Linked DNA regions of Homo sapiens: region 1 is linked to region 2. A link is an interaction called in ENCODE POLR2A ChIA-PET data of the cell type or tissue named here. Cell type or tissue: Panc1. All regions are shown on one strand. Region 1 holds the start of LOC105371401 (a long non-coding RNA gene). Region 2 has its middle 18 kb from the start of ZNF469.

Evidence for each region. Peaks named below come from ENCODE experiments on the same cell type or tissue, not always from the same donor. Only the 100,000 strongest peaks of a DNase experiment are listed, where the experiment ranks them.
Region 1: POLR2A ChIA-PET joins it to region 2 with 12 read pairs; 2 of 35 experiments call an interaction of 5 or more read pairs at or near these places.

The regions. Positions count from the first base shown.
Region 1 is chr16:88,184,356-88,189,355 of GRCh38, reverse strand. LOC105371401 (a long non-coding RNA gene) reads left to right here and starts at 2,597. Exons shown (of 2, transcript NR_188674.1): 1 at 2,597-3,284. It also overlaps a transcript of ZNF469 not described here. RefSeq lists an enhancer at 1,666-2,473. In Panc1, no CTCF peak of the experiment used is centred here; no DNase peak of the experiment used is centred here.
Region 2 is chr16:88,362,518-88,367,517 of GRCh38, reverse strand. It overlaps a transcript of ZNF469 not described here. Among named protein-coding and RNA genes, the nearest start is that of ZNF469, 18 kb to the left of the region's middle. In Panc1, no CTCF peak of the experiment used is centred here; no DNase peak of the experiment used is centred here.

The sequences.
Region 1 (5,000 bases), 180 kb after region 2:
GTTGGGAAGAACCATCACATACCCCCATCAGACCTTTGCTCCCCTTCTCCTTTGTGGGGCTAACACCCAAGCATTACCATCCTTATCCCTCCAGCTCTTACTTCTGGTGCTATCTGGAGACATGCATTTGGGTTGTTACGATCAGAAGTGACAGTGGCAGCTCTGCACTTGGGAAGGTCCAACAGAGGTATAATTGAGTCAGTGCAGCCGACTGTTAGGAGCTACACTTCCTCGAGGCTCCAGAGGCTCTCTACAGAAGGCCAGTGTATAAGCAATGTCCTTTCAGTGTTTTTAGTGAGACATCCTCCCCTCATTGGGGAACATTCTAGACACAAGGTTTGAGAAAGAAGGACCTTCCTTTCCAAAAGGGAAAAAGGAGGCCACATTTGGCTTACTGAGCATCCATTCTAAATGGCATTTGAGGTGCCTCCTACGTGCAGAAGCAGGTAGTGACACAAATGCAGAAGGAGTGGTGCATGGTGCCCACACCGGGGACTAGCATCTAAGGCTGTGCTCCTCAAACTCCACAGAGAGGTGCCCCCGGAATCTCACAGACATGTAGATTCTCGTGCAGTGGATCTGGGCAGGGGGAGGGTCTGCATTTCTAATGGGCTCCCGAGAGCTACAGGGGCAGCTAGCCTGGACTGGGATCCGTGTTCCCAGCCTGGAGACCCGTGGCACTGGCCATCCCTGAGAGTTTGTTTGATACGCAAGTTCTGGGGCATCCCAGACCTCCTGCCTCAGAATCCCTGGCAGTGGTGCCTGGGGACCCAGGTTGAACAGGACTCCCAGAGATTCAGATGCTCTGGCAAGTCTGAGCACCATGGGGGCCAGACCATGGCAACAGCCCATCCAGGAGCTGCACTTCGCCCTTCCTGCATGCTGTAAGATGTCATTAAGCAGCCCATGCCGTCCACTAGGCCAGGCACAGCCTCAGAACCCTCCAGGCAGCAGTCCAGGCCCCCAGGATGACAGTACGACACCCCAGGTCTACACAGACACTAAGGAGACAGCAGATGGTCCCCCAAGATGTGCTAGATGCTACCCAAGTGAGATGCACAGTTACACGGGTGCTCAGTCGGGGAGGGAGCAGCCTGTGGTGCTCTGGGGGAGAGGAGGTGTTGGGGTGTCACAGGAGAGGTGAGACGTGATCTGGACCTTGGAAGGAAAGGAGGAGTTGTCCAGGGCAGCAAGGAAGGGCACCCCAGGCAGGGGTCACGGCACGGGCAGAGGCACAGAGGTGGCAAAGTTCGTTGTTTGCTTGGAAACTGCGTGAATCAGCTTAGGGCCAGGCCCTGAGCTCCAAAGTGGAGATGGGGTTATGGGAGGAGAACTGGGGAGCAGGGGAGCCAGGAGGCTGGTGTGAAAGACAGGGCCCGGGATGCATCCCAGGAAAGCCCCTGCCCACCCGCTTTTCTTCCCAGGCCCCTTTCCTGAGACCCTGCTGGGGAAAAAGAGACAACAGCACAGGAGGAGGAGAGGGCAGTCAATGTGATTTCAGACACTCCAAGATAAACAGGGAAACTAAGAGTTGAGACTCGTTACATTGGCCATGGGAAAAATCACCATTAGGCACTGCATTTTAATACAGCATTCTGTCTGGTTTTGATTTCACAGATGTAAAAAAAAAAAAAAAAAAATGCAGGCAATCTGGAATTAAGTTGGACTACTTCAAACTGTTTCTATAAACCACATTTGGGATTCTTCCAGCGTTTCTGAGATTCAATTTACAGAGATTTCTTCAAGTCAAAAAAAATAAATAAAAAAGAAAGAAAAAAACAACCTAAATACCCTCTGTGGGGAGCAGTTGTTGGGGTCCCGGCTGGTGCCATGTTCCCACAAGGGGCCTCCCTGTCCTACTGTAATTGGCGTAATTCACACTGTTCTGATTACAGAGGGCCTGTGAGATGTTGCGTTTAGGAGCCATTCCGGAGGTTTTCCTTCCTGTATGCAATTTCATCTGCATTTTTATCAGCGAGAATTTTGCTGTTAATAGAACGTGTGTTCTCATGCTGACCATGAAACTGAAGTCACACACCTGGGCAGGTGCTGGGCCCACACGTGCTAGGTTCTGCGGGGTCCGGTCGGACCTGGGAGGCCTAGCTTGGAGGCGGCTTTCCTAGGCCACCCCAGGCAAAGAAGAGCTGCTTCAGGGTCCCCAACCTGCGCCACCCGCTCAGGGCTCCCCCCACCAGGTGAGCTGGACCCTGGGGGTCTCCACAGACACCTCAGCTAGTCCTGACCTGCTGGCCAGACGCCCACCAGCCCTGCCTTCCAGAGGGCCCCGCTACATCGTCTTCATACCCCGGGGCCTCCCAGCCGCCCCACCTGCAGGGCTGCTAGAACTTTCTCCCGAGACAAAGCCTGCCATTGTGCCTCCCTGGAGCCCGTCTCTGCAGTGGGGGGCAGGGTGTGTTGAGCGTCCCGGGTCCAGTGTCTCCGGCGTGTCCTGCATCTCGGCAGCCAGCTCCTCTGCAGCTCAGGCCCCGTGAGTCACAGCCGCTTCCTCAAATGCTTTGGCTGACCGCATCCCCCCGCCCCGCCAGAACCCTGGATGCCGGAGCCCTCCCAGCGAGAGCCGTGTTTATTTTACTTTACATACATTTTCCAACACGGAGCGGCTTGCACACATGCAGCTCTTAGGCCCGGGCCGCACGTCTCAGAAGCCCCGTGTGCGACTTTGACCGCCGCACGATCCTCTGCCGGGGGAGGTGGGCCCGCTGCGCTTTGGGAGCACCCGCGCCCGACACTGAGGTCTCGGTGCTGTGTTCGGCCTCTTCGTCCCTGCGGGTCCCCTCTGGGAGCAGAGGCGGTCGGAAAACCCTGGGGCTGAAGTGCAGGCTTCGGGAGGACGCGACCTGCCAAGATCAGCTCCCGGCACGTGATGGGAGCCTGGCTCACCTTCCCCCAGCGCACGATGGGCCGCAGCCTCCCCGGTCGGCCTGGCCTGCTGGAAAGGAGCAGCTCTGTTTCCAGAGGCTTCTGGCGAAGCCCACGGCCTCCCATTGTTGGCTGATTTATAAGGAAAGAGGGGAAAGGCCAAGTGTGGATGCCATTAGCATAACCTAATCCAGACCCCATGACAAGTCCAGGATCCTGCAGGGAGAGGGCATCCTTGAACGTGAAGGACTGGCTTTGGAAACTTGGCCTCCCGGAAGAAAGGTCTCCGGGCCCACCCACACCCACCTTGTGGACGCCCCCGCAGTCGAATACACTCCACAGGAAGACGGACCACAAACAGCAGCAGCCTCCGGTGTCGGCCCAGTGATCCGGGAGCTCAGAGTGTAGGTACCTGACGGCTTGACTCGTCCCCAGGACAAGGCCTGTGAGAGGGAGGGGGGCACTCTGAGTGTGCGAATGTGTGAGTGTGTGTGTCTGGGCACGAGTGTGTATGCGTGTGTGTGTGCATGTACTATATTCACATGTGTGAGAGTGTGAATGTGTGTGTCTGTGGGTCTGCGCACATAAGTGTGTGTGTGCATATACTATATTCACGTGTGACTGTGCAAATGTGAGTGTGTCTGTAGGTCTGGGCACGTGTATGCGTGTGTGTGCGAGTACTATATTCACATGTGTGAGTGTGCGAATGTGTCTGTGGGTCTGGGCACACGAGTGTGTATGCGTGTGTATGCATGTACTATATTCACGTGTGTGAGTGTGCGAATGTGTCTGTGGGTCTGGGCACATGAGTGTGTGCATATACTATATTCACATGTGTGAGTGTGCAAATGTGAGTGTGTCTGTAGGTCTGGGCACATGTGTATGCATGTGTGTGCGAGTACTATATTCACGTGTGTGTGAGTGCGAATGTGAGTGGGTGTGGGTCTGGTCACATGTATGTATGCATGTGTGCATGTATTATAGTCATGTGAGTGTGCAAATGTGTGAGTGTGGGTCTGGGCACACAAGTGTGTATGCATGTGTTTCTATTGTATTCATGTGAGTATAAGTGCAAATGTGTGTGTGTTCTCTGCACACACAAGTGTATAGGTATGTTTGTGTGTGCATGCATTGTATTCATGTGAGTGTATGTGAATGTGTGACTGTGAGAGTTTGAGTGTGCCTGTGTGTCTGGCTATACTAGTGCGTGCCTGTGTTCGTGTGCATCAGTCTGGGTGTGCCCGTGTGTGAATGTGAGTGTCTATGCGTGGGTGTCCCAATATGTGTGTGCCTGTGTATCCATGTCTGGGTGTGCCTGTGAGTGTGAGTGTGCACATGGGTGTCTGGATATGTGAGTGCTTGTGACTACCTGTGTGAGTACCCATGTCTAGGTGTGCCCGTGGGTGTGAGTGTCTGTGCGTGGGTGTCTGGATACGTATGTGCCTGTATGAGTGTGTATCCATGTCTGGGTGTGCCCACGGGTGTGAGTGTGAATATGTAAGTCTTGCGTGTGCATGAGTGTGTTCACATGAGTGTGAGGGTCTGTGCATAACAGCCTATTGTGTGAGTGTGTGCATGTGGATTGCATTTATGTGAGTCCGTGTCTGTGCACGCACGTGTCCCCGCACAAGCCAGCCCGAGAGGGAGTGTCCCCTGAACACACCCTGGCAGCACTTGCAGCGTGACGAGGTTGAGGGAATGTGTCGCTGAGGTCGTAAATGCCTCTCGCACGTCCCAACACGCTGGAGCAACAGCAGCCCGTGACGCCGGCCGTGCAGCCGTGAAGTCCGTGGAGCGTCCCTAATCACTGGGGGTTCTGCTTTGCGGCGACAGCGGTGCTACTCACAGCTCCAGAACTCTGCAGCTTCCCCCCTGAAACGGGAACGGGAAGGTGGCGCGGGCGTCCACACCTCGAGCCACAGCCGGCGGGAGGCACAGGCTGGCAAAACTGCCTCTCAGTAGTGAGAAGAGACAAACAAACCGAACGCCAGGAGCAGAGGAAACGAAGACGATGTGGCCAAGAAAAATTGCATTTTTCTTTCCAGTTTTGCTAAAATAGCCTTCTCATTGGCTGCGGCTTTGGAGGTGGCAGAAATCATACGTTTAATCACGGCGCCCTC
Region 2 (5,000 bases):
TCTGCTATCATGGCAAATGTTCTGGTGCCCCATGCCCTGGGAAAAGGTGGCGAAGGATGACCTTCATCAGCTATCCTGGGGCAGGGGAAGGAAGGCTTTGGAGCCAGTCACATCACATGCTAATCACAGCTCCGTCACTCACGAGTTGTGGGACTTTGAGCTTAACCCCTCTTGTTCCTTAATTTCCTCATCTGTAAAGTGGGCTTGGAATACTTGCCTTGAAGGATTGAGTCTTGCCTATGACCATTGAGATGAGAGCGTGGGGACCAACATCTAACTCAATATATGCTGTTGCTATTGTTAAAACTAAGAACTTGGTATACAGTTGGAGCTCAATAGGCTATTTTCTTTCATTTACTTAGCAAACATTTGCTGAGTACCCAGAGGAATCAGAGTCTGTGACAGGCACTGAGGGGACGCAAAAAGGGGGAAGACATGGATCTTGCCCTCAAGTGAAGATGATGATGGTGATGAAGACAATGGTGATGATGTTGGTGGTGGTGGTGAAGATGCTAGTAATGAGGATGGAGGTGTCAGTGATGGTGGTAATGACAGAGATCATGTTAGCACTGTTATTGCTCATAATGATGATGGTCTTGATGATGATGATGGTCTTGGTGATGATGACGGTGATGATGGTGGTGGTGATGGTGTTGATGGTGTGGTAGTGATGGTAATGATGATGGTTATGGNGATGGTGGTGGTGATGACAGTAATGGTATTGGTGATGATGGTGACGGTGGCGATGGCGGTGATGATGGTGATAGTGATGATGATAATGATGGTGATGTGATGATGGTGATGATGATGGTGATGGTGATGATGATGATGGTGATGGTGATAGTGACGATAATGATGGTGATGGTGGTGGTGATGATGGTGATGGTGCTGATAGTGGTGATGATGGTGGTTGTGGTGACAATGATGATGGTGGTGAAGGTGATGATGGAGGTGATAGTGATGGTGATGATGGTGGTGGTGATGATGATGATGGTGATAATGATGATAGTGATGGTGATGGTGGTGGTGATGATGATCATGGTGATGATGGTGATGATGATAGTGGTGATGATGGTGGTTGTGGTGACAATAGTGATGATGGTGGTGTTGGTGAAGGTGATGATGGTGGTGAAGGTGATGATGGGGCTGATGGTGATGGTGGTGATGATGATGGTGGTGGTGACAGTAATGATAATGACGGTGATAGTGATGATGGTGATGATGGTGGTGGTGGTGAAGGTAATGATGGTGATGATAATAGTGGTGGTGATGGTGGTTGTGGTGACGATTATGATGGTGGTGATGATGATGATGATGATGAAAATGGTTATAGTGATGATGATCGTGGTGATGATGGTGATGATGATGGTGATGATGGTGATGATGATGGTGATGATGGTGATGATGATGGTGATGATGGTGATGATGATGGTGATGATGGTGGCCTCACATTTATCAGCATTTACTTTATACCAGGGCTTGTAAACTTATTGTCTACATTATCTTAATTGTAACACATAGTAGACTGTGGGGGAACACCAGAATGTTGCAGATTTCTGCAGGGGGCACTGTCACCATGTGTGTATGGCTGGTTGGAAGAGGTAGAGGAGGCTTTAGTGAGGAGGCAGAACTCAATCTGGGAAGGGTTTGGCAGTCTCAGCCTGGTAGCTTGTGTGGCGGCATTGCCTCTGCCATGATAAGGTAAATGGAACCCTTGGACTCCCTCACTTACCCCGACCACAGATGTAATTGCAAAGGACTCCAAGGCTGGTGAGGACACCTGCAACCACACTCAGCCCTGAAGCCATACCAGCACCATGGAGTGGACCCGCTCCTGGTCAGGACCCTCTGGCAGCAAGTGGCAGAAAACCCAGCCCAAATGGACCAGCTGAGAAAAGGCAGTGCTTGGCTCACATAACTGGAAAGCCCAGGCACAGCCGAGGGCTTCTGCTGGCCGGCTCCAGGGTTCTTTCCCAGCAGAGCCCTGCCCCTGGCAGCAGGAAGACAGCTCCCCCATGCTAGCCTCATGCCCGCCACCTCCTGGTCCAGCAGCAGATGGGTGCTTGGCCCCTTCTGACAGTCCCAGAAGACATGACTGACCACTGGCTCCAGTGGGTCCCATGTCCATCCCAGCAGCCAGGAATGTAGAGCTCTGATTGGATGGGCTTAGCTGTGGGCCACCCAGGAGCCATGGGTGGAGCCAACACCAGGCCAATCCCCAGAAGACAAGTAGAGCAACATAAACCAGAAAAGGCTGGATGTTGGGAGTTGAACACAACTAATATCTGGCACACAGGCCTAGCTTCCATCCTGCAGACAGGAAAATTGATGCCTGGAGGTCTGCTCGAGATTACTCAGCTAATGATTAGCTGGGCTGAGACTCGACTCATGGATCCCAAAATAATGCTATTTCATTTTCCCCACATGCAATCGGAAAATCAAATTTGAAAATTGATACCATTTGAAATAACATCGTAAAACATCAAATATCCAGGAATAAACTCATGAAACATGTGCAAGCCTTTTTATTCACTCATTTATTTATTTATTTTTGAGATGGAGTCTCACTCTGTTGCCCAGGCTGGAGTGCAGTGGCGTGATCTTGGCTTGCTGTAACCCCCGCCCCTTGGGTTCAACGGATTCTCCTGTCTCAGCCTCTCAAGTAGATGGGATTACAGGCTCCTGCCACCACACCCAGTTTATTTTTGTATTTTTTAGTAGAGATGGGGTTTCACCACATTGGCCAGGCTGGTCTTGAACTCCTGACCTCAAGTGATCCGCCTGCTTTGGCCTCCCAAAGTGCTGGGATTACTGGCGTGACTCACTGCGCCCAGTCTATACAAGACTTTTATGTAGAAAATGGCACGACATCACTAAGTGAAATTAAGACCTAAATAAGTGTGGGGCCATATTCATGGACTGGAAGACTCTAATGGAAAGACGTTGATTCTTCTCAGATTGATCTCTGGATTAAACACAATTTCAGTCTAAATCCCAGCAGCTTTTTTTTTTTTTTTTTTTTTTTTTTGGAAATCAACAAGCTAACAAGCTGATTCTAGAATTTGTGTGGAAAAGCAAGGAACAATAATAGCCAGACAAAATAAAGGAAGAACATGCTGGAAGGCTTCCACCACAAGATATTGTGACTTCCTGTGAGGTTAAAGTAATGAAAACAGTGATATTGGCACAGGAATAGATAGACCAAAGTAACAAGATTTGGAGTTCAGAAATAAATCTGTACATATGCAGTCACCTGGTTGATGACAAAGGTGCCAATGAATTATTGCAGGGGAAATGATAGTATTTTCAGTAAACGCTGCTGGATCAACTGAGTACTGAATGTTGAACCCTGCTTAACATCATACTCAAAACTCAATTTCGGAATCTTAGCTCTAAGTGTGAAAGGTAAAATAACAAAGCATCCAGAAGGTAACACAAAAAATATATCTGTGGTCTTGGAATAGGCAGTGATTTCTTAAACATGGCACAAGACACTAGTTATAAAGGAAAAGACTGATAAATAAAAGTGCACTAAAATTAAAATCATCGGTTCACCAGTAGACACCATTAGAGAGTGAGATGCAAACCACAAGTTCTGTTCCTGCTAATGGCCAACTAGCCCCTTCCAGACCAGCCTGCATGCAGGTAATAACTATCAACTGCAGACAAAATACCAGAAAACAACGACTCAGAGGTGCTGGAGAGGGAATAAAGGCAGGCTGATGTTGGAGGGGCATCTGCACATGGAAAAAAGGATGAGTATTTGTGGTGTTTTCTGGGTTTTACAGCTTTTGGTCTGAGAGATGACTCTAATGTCTGCCACGTGGGACAGCTAAAACTCTGATGCAAAACCTGTGGTCTTGCTGGGTGGAAAAACCAGAAGACAGAGTTTAGGGCAGCTACAGACACTGAAAACTGAGGAGAGGAGATCTTAAATAGGAGAGACCAACATGGGAAAAATCTTGTATTTAAACTTTGCCAGGACATCTGGCTGACTCCCCCAAGCCACACATGCATGGGGTAGACCCCAGGCAGTCTGGCTGGGGCTAAATAATTGGAATCAAGATTTGAGCTGTCATCCACAACAGAGGAGACAGAGTTTTCTTTCACTTTGAGTTTATCCAACTTAAATGCTTGCTGTCTGGAGGCATCACTCTTTGGAGGCACACAGCAGAATCTAAAGGTTCTAAAATATGTCACTCACAATGTCCAGAATAAAATCTGAAATTACCTGACATGTAAAAACAACAACAACAACAGCAACAAAAACCCAGAAGAATGTGACACTTTCTCAAGTGCAAAGACAATCAACAGAGACCAAGTCTGATATGACCTGGGGGCTAGAATCAACAAAGATTTTAAAAGTAGTTCTTTTACTAGGCTCAAGGTTGTAAAGGAAATTATGCTTGTCACAAATAAAAAAGACAGAAAGCCTCAACAGAAAAATAGAAACTATAAAAAGGAAACAAGTAAAAATCTAAAAGTAAAATATACAATATCTGAAATGAGAAATTTCCTGGATGGGCTCTACAGTAGAATGGAGATGACAAAGAAAAAAATTCATAAGTTTGAACATAGATTAATGGACGTGGTTTAACCCTAGATAAAGATGGAAGTCAAAATTAACAGAGCCTCAGAGACCTACAGGACAATATCAAAAGGTCTGCTATGTGTGTAATTGGAGCCTCAGAAACAAAGGAGGGTGACAATGGGTCAAAAATTATTTGGACAAACAGCAGTTAGGTTTTTCTCCAATTTGGTGAAAGATAAATTTATAGCTATAAGAAAGTCAACAAGAAGCAAGAAGAATATAAAGAAGCTATATTCAGGCATATCATAGTCAAACTTCTGAAAACCAAAGATAAATGGCACCAAAAATCTAGGGGAATAATGATCCAAATTACCACGAAATCCTCATTAAAAACACCAGAAGTCAGAAGACAGTAGAACAACATCTTTAAAGCGATGAAAGAAAAAAAATGTCAACCCAGAATTTTATA